Regions from separate parts of the Homo sapiens genome. Here all the other regions are linked to region 3. Evidence: read pairs that join two places in POLR2A ChIA-PET (ENCODE). Cell type or tissue: GM12878. All regions are shown on one strand.

What was found. Peaks named below come from ENCODE experiments on the same cell type or tissue, not always from the same donor. Only the 100,000 strongest peaks of a DNase experiment are listed, where the experiment ranks them.
Region 1: POLR2A ChIA-PET joins it to region 3 with 5 read pairs; 2 of 35 experiments call an interaction of 5 or more read pairs at or near these places.
Region 2: POLR2A ChIA-PET joins it to region 3 with 5 read pairs; 2 of 35 experiments call an interaction of 5 or more read pairs at or near these places.

What each region holds. Positions count from the first base shown.
Region 1 is chr6:7,226,528-7,230,527 of GRCh38, reverse strand. RREB1 (ras responsive element binding protein 1) reads right to left here. Exons shown (of 13, transcript NM_001003699.4): 9 at 3,872-4,000; 10 at 1-1,531. Among named protein-coding and RNA genes, the nearest start is that of SSR1, 85 kb to the left of the region's middle. In GM12878, no CTCF peak of the experiment used is centred here; no DNase peak of the experiment used is centred here.
Region 2 is chr6:6,634,696-6,638,695 of GRCh38, reverse strand. The region is part of intron 3 of LY86 (lymphocyte antigen 86); the gene reads right to left. Among named protein-coding and RNA genes, the nearest start is that of LY86-AS1, 14 kb to the right of the region's middle. In GM12878, no CTCF peak of the experiment used is centred here; DNase peaks (open chromatin) are centred at 1,695, 2,635 and 3,164; H3K4me3 peaks cover 346 bases; H3K27ac peaks cover 2,597 bases.
Region 3 is chr6:7,305,191-7,309,190 of GRCh38, reverse strand. All of the region lies in intron 2 of SSR1 (signal sequence receptor subunit 1), which reads left to right. Among named protein-coding and RNA genes, the nearest start is that of SSR1, 6.0 kb to the left of the region's middle. In GM12878, no CTCF peak of the experiment used is centred here; no DNase peak of the experiment used is centred here; H3K4me3 peaks cover 1,109 bases; H3K27ac peaks cover 1,752 bases.

The sequences.
Region 1 (4,000 bases), 79 kb after region 3:
GGATGTGGTGGATGCAGTTGCGCTTGGCCGCGAACGCGGCGCTGCACTCCTTGCACTCGAAGGGCTTGCGGCCCTTGTGGCCCCCGCCCAGGCCGCGGCCGCAGTGCGTGCGCATGTGGATGCGCAGGGCACGATAGTGCTTGAGGTCCTCGCCGCACAGCCGGCACACGGTGTCCGGGGCGCAGAAGGCGTCCACCAGCTCGGCCGCGCTGCTACTCACATACTCGATGTTCTTCTCGATATCCTTGCGGGTGGCCTTGAGGTGCTTCTTGCGCAGGTGCCGCTCGCAGTTGGCTTTGACAGTGAAGGGGTAGTGGCAGATCTTGCAAATGTAGGGCCGCTCCCCACTGTGCGTGCGCAGGTGGCGGATGAGCGCGGCCTTGTCGGCGGCGATGTAGTCGCAGATGTTGCACTGGTATGGCGAGATGCCCAGGTGGGAGCGCACGTGGGCACGCAAGACCCCCGAGAAGGCAAACACCTGGTTGCAGAAGCGGCAGGGGTAGAGCACCTTGCGCATGGCGGGCGTCTTCTTGCCGCCGGGCGCTGTCATGAAGGCCTTGAGTTCCCCCTCTGTGATCTCCTGCTTGATCTTGGCCTCCATGCTCAGCGGCAGCAGGGCCTCGATGATGCTGTCCTGCTCCAGCTGCGTCTTCATCTCAGGCTGGCCCGGCAGCTCCGCCCGCGGCTGCTGCAGGGAGAGCCGCGTGGCCGCGTGGGGCTGGGTCCCGGACTTGGACTGCAGCAGGTGGGCGTTGGAGGCCGCCTCCACTGAGCCTTTGAGGAGCTTCAGGGGCGGTGGCGGCAGGCTGGGGCTGATACAGCCCGGGGAAGCCTGCTGGGCGTTGATGAGAGGCGGGGGCGTGGAGGTGGCCACCACCGTCCGTGGTGTGACCAGGGGCTTTGGCTTCAGAGGGGGCATGTGCTTGAAGATCGCCTGCAGTGGGGCGGCAGGGGCCTTGGAGAAGGGCGGAAGACTGATCTGAGGGGGAGCCGAGGCTGCCATCTTCAGAATTTGCTGGATGTCTGCCAGCTCGATGGCCGACTCGCCAGAGATGGGCTTGACCACAATGCTGCTGTCAGGCTGGATGATGAAGCCCTTCTGGAAGGGCTGCAGGGACAGGTGCTTTATGCTGTCCTTGGTCGCGGGGAGAACTGTGAGAGAACCGCCTAGGGAAGCAGCTTCGAAAGGTGACAGGCTCAGCAGGTTGGTGCAGCCGGGGTCCTGAGGTAGCTGACACTTGAGTGTCTGGAGCTGAATTGCCTGGTTGTCATCCGGCAGGGGCTCCTCGGCGGGGGCAGGCCTGACGTCTTTGGTGTGCTGCAGGCCAAGCAAGGCCAGGAAGCCCTTCTGGTCCAGGGCGTCACCAGGCAGGGGCGTGGCCTGCGGCTTTTCTTGACCCTGGTCTGCCGCCACATGGGTCTGCTTGTGCAGAGCCAGTGAGCAGAGCATGGGGAACGCCTTGTCACAGGTGTCGCAGACAAAACGGTGTTGCTCGCTGATGCACCTCCGCAGGTTTGTTTCGCACCAGGCCTATATAGAACCCACCGGTAAAAGCAAGGGAACACATGTGAAGATTGAAAAAATAATCACTAAACGGAGATGCACAAAGTATTTGTTGTACATTTATCCCAGTACACAGCCTTTCCCCATAACATAAAGAGTTCCCAGCCTGGGCAATATAGCAAGATCCCGTATCTCTACAAAAAATAAAAAAAAATTAGCCAGGTGTGTTGGCTCATGCCTCTAGTCCCAGCTACTCCAGAGACTGAGGCGGGAGGATCACTTGAGGCCAGGAGTTTGTGACTAGCCTGGGCAACATAGCAAGACCTTGTCTCTATAAAAAAAAATAAGAAAATTAGCCAGATGTGGTGGTACATGCCTGTGTCCTAGCTATTGGGAGGCTAAGGCAGGAAAAGCACCTGAGCTTAAGGAGGTTGAGTCTGAAGTGACACATGATTATGCCACACTGCACTTTAGCCTGGGCAACAGAACAAGACTCTGCCTTAAAAAAAAAAAAAAAAAAAAAAAAAAGTTGACCTTCTCCTGCTTGCTAACACACTGGACTGAATAAGGAAATCCACAAAGCATCTTAAGAATCATGTTTGCGTGATAACTGATATCAACCCACAGGGTATCTCACTAGAGATTCTGAAGTATAGTTAAGTAACAATACCACAAGGGTAGAATTAATTCTCTTTGTAAAAGTGGGTGCCTTGCAAAACTGAGGTCCAGAGATGTTGGAGAATCAGCTACCCTACCCCTCTATGATTGTGGAAGGGGGATGCTGCCTAGGAGGGTCTATGAGGAATGTCTCCTGGGGGGTGCACACACATGGGTGTGTGTATATGGAACAATCCATTGAGTTTGTACCTTGTACACTTGAACAACAACACTGTTGATACCTTCTATCTCAACTTTTTAAAATGGGGAAAAAAATAATTTCAAGGCAGTTTTAGTTTTATTTATTTATTTTTGAGACTGAGTCTCGCTCTGTCACCCAGGCATGATCTGGGTTCACTGCGACCTCCACCTCCCGGGTTCAAGAGATTGTCATGCCTCAGCCTCCCCAGCAGCTGGGATTATAGGCATGTGCCACTATGCCCAGCTAATTTTTTATACTTTTAGTAGAGACGGGGTTTCACTGTGTTGGCCAGGCTGGTCTTGAACTCCTGGCCTCAAGTGTTCCACTTGCCTTGGCCTCCCAAAGTGCTGGAGTTACAGGTATGAGCCATTGTGCCCAGCCAGTTTCAAAGTAGTTTTAGCAGGTGCTTTATTAGCAGTGAATATATATGGCTCTTTTCTTATTCAGGTCAATAATGACCCAAATTGTTTTTAATAGAAACCACAACGCTGGAATATTTAGCTGCAATGCAGATAGTAAAGAAAGATTTTTTTTTAAAATCCCACGAATTCCGATTATCATAGGACTGGGGTGTTTTACAATTCACCACTTTTATTTTATTTAAAAAAAAAATTTTTTTTTTCTTAGACGGAGTCTCGCTCTGTTGCCCAGGCTGGAGTGCAGTGGCGCGATCTCGACTCACTGCAACCTCAGCCTCCCGGGTTCAAGCGATTCTTCTGCCTCAGCCTCCCGAGTAGCTGGGATTACAGGTGCATGCTACCACGCCTGGCTAATTTTTGTATTTTTAGTGTAGACAGGGTTTCACCATGTTGGTCAGGCTGGTCTTGAACTCCTGACCTCATGATCCGACTGCCTTGGCCTCCCAAAGTTCTGGGATTAGAGGCATGAGCCACCACGCCCGGCCCTAAAATTTTATTTTATTTTTGAGGCAATCTCTCTCTGCCACCCACGCTGGAGTGCAGTGGCACGATCATGGCTCAATGCAGCCTCAACCTCCTGGGCTCAAGTGATCCTCCCACCTCAGCCTCCCAAGTAGCTGGGACTACTAGGTGCACACCACCACGCCTGGCTAATTTTTAAATTTTTTGTAGAGATAAAGTCTTGCTGTGCTGTCCAGGCAGGTCTCAACCTCCTGACCTCAAATGATCTTCCTGCCTTGGCCTCACAAAGTGCTGGCGTTACAGGTGTGAGCCACTGGGGCCTGGTCTACAACTGACAACTTAAACCTCAAAGACCCAAGAACGGACAAAAGGCACAGAAGAGCTAGACTGATGCACAGTTCATAGGATATTCAACCCCAAACAAGCCTATGCAGCCTTCTCAACCCAACAACCCAAGGGAGACCGAAAGGGCCAACAATAATTTTAAGAAAAAAGGTGTTACAAAAAAAGACAAAGCCCAACCGACATTTTAAGGAAAGAAACCCTGAGGAGAGGAAGTTCCCATGGTCTAACTGTGTGGACCATGGAAGGCAGTTGCTGGTTGCTTCCATGGGCTGATCAGAATACCTGAGAAATGCGAGGAAACTTCCTACAGGAGAAGTCCGTGAATCCTAAGTCGTGGAAGCCAGCAGGAATTGAAGGGTTGTTCTGTATGAAAGGTCTGCCCATTGCATCCCTGGGAAGTTGTTTGTGGAC
Region 2 (4,000 bases), 670 kb after region 3:
TGTACCCTAAAACTTAAAGTATAATAATAATAAAAAAAAATAGAGCAGTATAGATACTACTAGGTCAGATCTGTGCAATAGAACATTCCACAAAAATGGGAATGTTCTGTGTCTACGCCATCAAATACAGTAGTCACCAGGCATGTGTGGCTATTAGGAGCTTGAAATATGGCTGGTAGGACTGGTGCACTGAATTTTTAATTTAACTTAAATGTAAATTCTTCAAATAGCCACATGTGACTTGTGGCTGTCATATTGGACAGTGCAATTCTAGATCAGCACTGGCTAAGAGAAATATAATGTGAACCATATATGCGACATAAAACTTTCTAGTAACTATACAAAAAAAGGAAGAGGAAATAAGTGAAATTAATTTAGTAATATATTTTGTTTAACCCACTTATTAAAAATATTACCATTTCAGCATGGAACCAATATAAAGAGTCTTAATGAGATATTTACATTATTTTTTTCATACTTTGTACTAAGTCTTCAAAATCCGGTGTGTATTCTGTACATTTCACTTTGGACTGGCCATGCTCCTAGTACTTAATGGCTGCAGGGGCCAGTAGCTACTGTCTGGATGGTGCCGACTATTTAGTCGTTGCTGAGGAAGCGGGGCCTAGCAGGGAAAATGACTTTTTCAGTGGCATTCTGTCTGCAAGCCCTGTTTGTCTGCTGTCCAGCTTCCCCCTCTGAGAGATACCTAACTTCCAGCAGCAAAACAAAAAGAATTTAAGTTTTTTTGTTCCACCTACCAACCAGTTCCTAAATTTTGTGGACAAATACTTCATACGACATTCAAAATACGACTTATAAATTGGTGGGCTGATTAGATTCCTAGAAATGGAAATGAAGTAGATGATGATGGAAGCAAAGAGAAGAAATTGACTTGATCCTCAGAAACCTGGGCAACCCTGGGAAAGAGTAATGCGACTGGAAAGCTAAACAAACAGACATCACAGAGGGCTGCGTTTCTCACACTGGGGGGCTCCGGGCTCACACACTCAGGGCTCTCGGGATGTTTAGTTTCTTAAAATGCAAATACCAGCAGCTCTGGGATCCAAGTGGGTGATGTGGGGGAGTCGTGAGTTGGCCATCTTAATTAGCTTCCTAAACGATTATTACATCAAAGTATGTCACTGAGCTGGATTTATGAAATTCCATAACGGTCAAGGATTTGTAAAGAAGTTTGTCTTAGAAAATTAAAAGTATTTCTGGTCCTAGGTCATCCTTAGTCATAGTATGCTGGGCTCAAGGAACATAAAGAATTGACTGATGTCAAAGTACAGTTGCAGCATGGTTGGCTCATTTACAAACATGCTTGCATTTGAGGATGGGGAGAAAGCACCCAGGGCTCTAGAATTCCTTAAAAAACAGTATGTGGCCAGGTGCGGTGGCTCACGCCTGTAATCCCAGCACTTTGGGAGGCCGAGGTGGGCTGATCACGAGGTCAGGAGATTGAGACCATCCTGGCTAACAAGGTGAAACCCTGTCTCTACTAAAAATACAAAAATTAGCCGAGCGTGATGGCGGGCGCCTCTAGTCCCAGCTCCTCGGGAGGCTAAGGCAGGAGAATGGCATGAACCTGGGAGGCGGAGCTTGCAGTGAGCCGAGATCACATCACACTGCACTCCAGCCTGGGCGACAGAGCGAGACTCCTTCTCATTAAAAAAAAAAAAAAAAAAAAACCAATATGCTTCCTTTCATTCCATTTAGCAAGAAAAAGTACTCTTTTGCTTAGTCATTGCTTGTACCCTCTAGAGGGTGGCTACTGCTTTTAGTTCTGTTTTTTTTTTTTTTGCAGTTCGAGGGTAGGAGTTCGGCTAATGCAATAAGTAAACCATTGTTTTTGGTGATTCTGCATGAATTTGCTGCAGCAGCAGCTGCCTGGTATTTACAAGCAGGAAATCTACCATTGAAGTCTGGAGACAAGGAATAATACATGAAAGGAAGAAAGGAATGAAGGGGAGATGATGGTGCTTCAAATTTCCAATTCCATGAGAGATGCAAATGACACTCTCTCCCCACAGGGACAAGAGGGCCAGGGAAACTTCGCCTTGTTCAACCATCAGAAAATATGCAGGCTTAGACCAAAGGCATCTTCCTGCTACCTGTAAGGAAAAGGTCTTAAACTTCTAAGCCTCAATGACTCCACTGCCTCTTCATGGGCCTTGTTAAAATGCAGACTTCCAGTCTGAGACAGATGATGACTTGAGGGGCTCAGGGCCCTTGCTTGAGAAACCTGTCATCAGCTGCACAAAGTTGCTGCCATGGATCACTTATTGAATGCTTGCTGTGTGCAGAACGCCATTCTATGGGCTATATGTGTATTATCCCATTTTATCCTTATGACTATCCCATGAGGTCACTTGTATTTTCTATATTGTACAGATGACGAAACTGAGGCTCAGAGAGATTAAGTTACTTGTCTGAGTTCACATAAATGGTAAGTGGCAGTAAAGATTCAGCTCTATGTAGGTCTGGCTTCAAATCTTGTGCATAACCACCAGGCTAGAGGTTCTCAAAGTGTGGTCCCTGGGCCAGCATCATCAGCCTCACTGGGGGACTTGTAAGAAATGCAAATTCTCAGACTCCCCACCTGATGTACGAAACTGGAAACCCTGGGGCTAGGTCCAGCAACTGTGGTTGAACCTGGGCTCCGGGTGATGCTGATGCCTGCTCAAGGTTGAGAACCACTGGACTGGGCTAAGGTCTCTGCTCTCCAGCGGCAGCACTGCAGTCTGATGAGTCAGGGGACAGGAAATGCTTCCATAATAATATTGGTTTTGGTAACATGCTGCCTGCAGCTACAAAATGACAGTGGGGATAATAATGGCAGGTGAAATAGTGCAATTTTCCAGGTCACAGAAAGCTAGCACTCCCTCCATGGCTCTATAGATCCATCCACGAGAAGAGGAGCCAAGGCACATGAGTTCCCATCTCAGCCACTTTGTCACTGGGGATACTGGCAGCAGTTGAAGGGCAGGACCAGAAGCTAGGATTGGGGAAGGTTGGGAATGAAGTGCGGGGATGGAAAGCCTGCAGCTTTTGAAGGAGCAGGAAGTCTAAAATGGCCCAGAAATCAAAGGTGAGCAAACAAGTATAACATAGGTGATACCCTAGAAAACATGTACAGTAGACAATAGTCCCCCTTATCTGCAGTTTCACTTTCTGCAGTCTCAATTACCTGTGGTCAACTGTGGCCTGAAAATGTTACGGTATTTTGAGAGAGAGAGAGAAAGGGAGAGAGAGAGTGAGAGAGAAAGGCAGAGAGGAAGAGAAAGAGGGACCATACTCACATATTTTTATTACAGTAAATTGTTATAATTGTTCTATTTTATTAGTTGTTATTGTTAATTTCTAACTATGGCTAATTTATAAATTGAATTTTATCATAGGTATATGTATATATGGGGAAAATAGTAAATATAAAATTTGTTACTATTCATGGCTTTAGGCATGCACTGGGGGTCTTGGAACATGTCCCTATCAGGTAAGAGGAGACTACTGTATTTTTAAATTTAGGCTTCTGTTAAGCTGCTTATTCCCCTTCTGTTATAGCCTAAATCAATGCCTGAATTCCTGGGCTTGCATTTGTTAATGTATGTGCAGTGAACATGAAACAACTGAATCATGAAGCCCATGGTAGTGGGGCCATGGCTGGGAGCATGCTTTAGAGAGGTTGTCAGGTCATCAGCATAGATTAATTTCTTCAAGTAGCACCTGCTGGGAAGGTGGTTTAGCCCTGTCTTCTACTCCAGCAGCGCAGAGGGTAAGGCATTTTGCAGAAAGCATTTGTGGATTTTTTCCAAATCTAGGCAGTAAACAGATTGCATTCCCAGCACTCCCCCCAAATTCCCTTCATTTCCTAGATCTGTGGAAAGGAGCACATTGAAACAGAAATAGAGGAGGCCATAGAAATCTAACTGATGGGATCTGACTGCTGATCTAGATATTATTGTTAAGACAGAATTTTGAATTGATGCAGACAGTGAGA
Region 3 (4,000 bases):
GAGCCACCACACCTGGCCTAGAGCTTATCCTTATACAAAAATTTAAAATCCCAACTTTTAGAGGTTTGTTAATGTGATCAAAGTGAATTGAAGTTGGGAGAATAGGCACCAGTCATTGAGAACAGAGCATAAGTATTTTCTGGAACAGGGAAGGAGACATGAAATAGTTAACAATTCAGGATCGTGGTGACATGAGTCTAGAAGGGTAACAACATAGTAGAAATAGCACTGGACCTCATGGTTTCATAGATTTGGAATACCTGCTGCTTCCTTTTCTGACTTATCTCTGTGGGTCTCAGTTTCTTTTTCGCTTGCTTGCTTTTACTCTGTTTTTATTCTTTTTGCTTGCTTGTTGTATTTCTGAATCCTTATGTGCCAGGCACTGTTCTTGGTGCTGGGTGGGCAAACCAGATATTTTCTCTGCTCTTTCAGACTTTTTTTTGGGGCAGTTATATGTGTTTTAATGGCAGGGGGTGAGAAGCAGACAACAAACAGTATGTAAAATATATCTGGTGAAGAATAAGGGGGTTAGAGAAGATCTCTTAAAAGTTGTTCAGCTCTGAAATGTTTACTATGTAATACAACAGTAAGAATATTGGGCTGGAATTGGGATCATTGCAGCATGCATCTAGTTAATTTTATTTCCTCTCTGGAACGACTATAATCCATCCTACACAGCTTTTTTTCTTTCTATTTTCGTGTCATACTTGAACCTGGAACCTCTCATGATTCCAGATTTTGTCATTTCCTTCAAAATTAAACCACTAGTTCCCTATTTTCTTATTTCAGTATCAAAATATTTATTCTTATATATAGATTTCTGCTTCTTTTTTGACTTACTTTCATTTTTATGGAATATGTCTTCCAACTAAGCAAATCTGTTGCTATTTTATTGGTGTTTTTGAGTTATCATTTTTATGCTTCTGCACCTACTGTTTTATCTGGATAGGATGTCCCTAGTAATTTGTGAACTCTCCTAATTTCCCCCTCTTTAGGAACTCCTTACTGATTATCTGTGAGTCAAGCCTTTCATATGTATGTATACACATACCTTTAGGGTTTATGTTAAGACTCCACGTCTTCAACCCAGCCTGCATTAAGTGAATAGCTTTAACTAGATTAATACATTTCTGCTGCATTGTTGTTAATAAATATTTGACTAGTTGTGGTAAGATAACTTAGAGTGATGGTTGGAAGGGAATCCATCTAGGAATTTAGGATTAAAGATGGTATTTGGGGCACTGAAATTTGGGCATGTACTGAAATTTATTGATGAATTATATCGTTGTTACCAATTATATGAAATTACTTGTGCTCTCTGGCACTAGAATGTACTTATTGTGGAGGAAGAGGGTAGAAGAGAGATGCTGAACGCCATGAGGCACGCCTGTAATCCCAGCACTTTGGGAGGCCAGGACAGGAGGATCACTTGAGTCCAGGAGTTTGAGACCGCCTGGCCAAAATAGTGTGACACCATCTCTACTAAAAAAATTAGCTGAGTCTGGTGGCTTGCGCCTGTAATCCTAACTGTTGAGGCAGGAGGATCACTTGAGCCCAGAAGTTCAGTGTTACAGTGAGCTATGAGTGTGTCACTGCACTCCAGCCTGGGTGATAGAGTCAGACCCTGTCTCTAAAAAAAATTAAATAAATAAGTAGAGGGTAGGGAGTAGAGAAGGGAACTGTTAGATCCTTGATAGCCTTGTGTCGTTGACCAGAACTTTTCCATATCTTAATTTCTCCTGTCTTGAGAACCATTAGAGGAAAAAGAACAACTCTGATTATCCACTTTCTACCCTGGCCAATTAGTACAGAAGTGTTAGTACCCTCTGCTTTGTTACTTATCTCAAATCAGAAAATAATTAAGGTAGATTGAAATAGAAAGGCAGGAAAAGTATTACCTTCCATTGTACTAGACCACACCAGCAGGGGTAGGCTTGTGTGTAGACTGTCTAAGAAAGATGGGCCCTCAAAGGCAAGGCTGCTACAGAAGTCACCTCCAGAACTGAATGAGCTAGAAAGTTCACCTACTGCTGCTGTTCCCAAGATTTATCACCCTATACTCAGCTGCCAAGGCATCAAGGGATTGGGAGATATGGAAGGATCCTTTGCCACTGGGCCAGTGTCCTGGAGTCAAGTGAAGGAAAAGGGGGTTTTTCATAAGATCTAAGATATCAACAGCTGGTTTAGACACAGGTTATTGGTTTAGAATTTTTGAGGACAAACCTTTTTTTTTTTTTTAAGTCACCTTGGGCTTTCCCCCACCCCCCCACCACCCAGACAGAGTCTCGCTCTGTCGCCCAGGCTGGAGTGCAGTGGCGTGGATCTCCGCTCACTGCAAGCTCCACCTCCCGGGTTCACGCCAGTCTCCTGCCTCAGTCTCCCGAGTAGCTGGGATTATAGGCGCCCGCCACCACACCCGGCTAATTTTTTGTATTTTTAGTAGAGACGGGGTTTCACCATGTTAGCCAGGATGGTCTCGATCTCCTGACCTCGTGATCCGCCCGCCTCGGCCTCCCGAAGTGCTGGGATTACAGGCATGAGCCACTGCACCTGGCCTAGTCACCTTGGGCTTTTCTAACCCATTGATTATTCTTTTACTCTATAAAACTGGGTCGCAATGGAACTTGCCATCATTCCTGAAAGGTTTTTTTGTCCTCCCCATAGAAATGAGAGAGGTTTTTGTTTTAATTTTTATTAAAACAAGAGCTGTAGTAGTAATAACACTAACTAACTTAAAAAAAATTATTTAGCCAGGTGCAGTGGCTCACGCCTGTACTCCCAGCACTTTGGGAGGCTGAGGCGGGTGGATCACGAGGTCAGGAGATCAAGACCATCCTGGCTAACATGGTGAAACCCTGTCTCTACTAAAAATACAAAAAAATCTGCCGGGTGTGGTGGTGGGCACCTGTAGTCCCAGCTGCTTGGGAGGCTGAGGCAGGAGAATGGCGTGAACCTGGGAGGCAGAGCTTACAGTGAGCTGAGATCGTGCCTGGGCACTATACTCCACTACACTCCAGCCTGGGCAACAGAGCGAGACTCCGTCTCAAAAAAAAAATAGTTATTTAAAATAGATGATATATTCAAATGGCTCAGAACTTACAAGGTACAGAATATATGATGAAAAGTTTCCCTTGTGTGCCTTCCAGCCATGAAGTCATCTCCCTGTAGGCAAGCAGTACCACCAGTTTCTATACTCTCCTCTGGAGATTGTTTGCAATAGCTGAAATATTCTGGAGTTTTACCGGGTAGCAGATACTAAGCGTTATACATCTTACATGCTGAATAGCTGTAAGATAAATGAGTTACTTAGTTTTCCACAATCAGTGTTCCAAACATTTGCCATGTTTAAATCCCTAAATGAGTTTTCAGTCTTGGCAGCAACATTGCCTTCAGTGTCAGAAAGTGAAGAAGGCCATCAAGCATGAACTCTATCAGATTTTGTATTTTCTACTTCCAAATATATTATTCACCCATCGTTCTGCATTTTCTTCTTAATAATGAGTTGTCCTTGTTCTCTTCTAAGGCTAACCCTTCCACCTGTGTTCATCTCTTCCTGCGGAATTTTGTTACATTATTCTTTCCTTTTGTAACGTCAGGCATTAATCCTCCTCAGTGATTTGATTCTGTTAAGCCACACATCTGCTTATACTGTTCATCCACATTTGCTGCACCTACTTATCTTTACCAAGACCGGTGGCTTCTTGAAAGAGAAACAGGGACAGCTTTTCTCTTCTGCTCACTTCACATTTATTCTCTATCATGGTCTGGTCCCATATATCTAGTAAAACTAGTATTGCTAAGGTCACCAGCAACCTAATTGCCTAATTCCTTGTTTTCCGTTGTTATCCTGTTGTAGCTCTTTTCCAGCTCTTCACAGGATAGTTTCATCTGAATGCTCCATAAGTACTTCACATTTTATATGTCCAAATCTTTTGCCATGTGTCCTACTCCATAAACTCTTTATTGTTTTGATATGGCTCCAGTGATTCAAGCTGTTGTC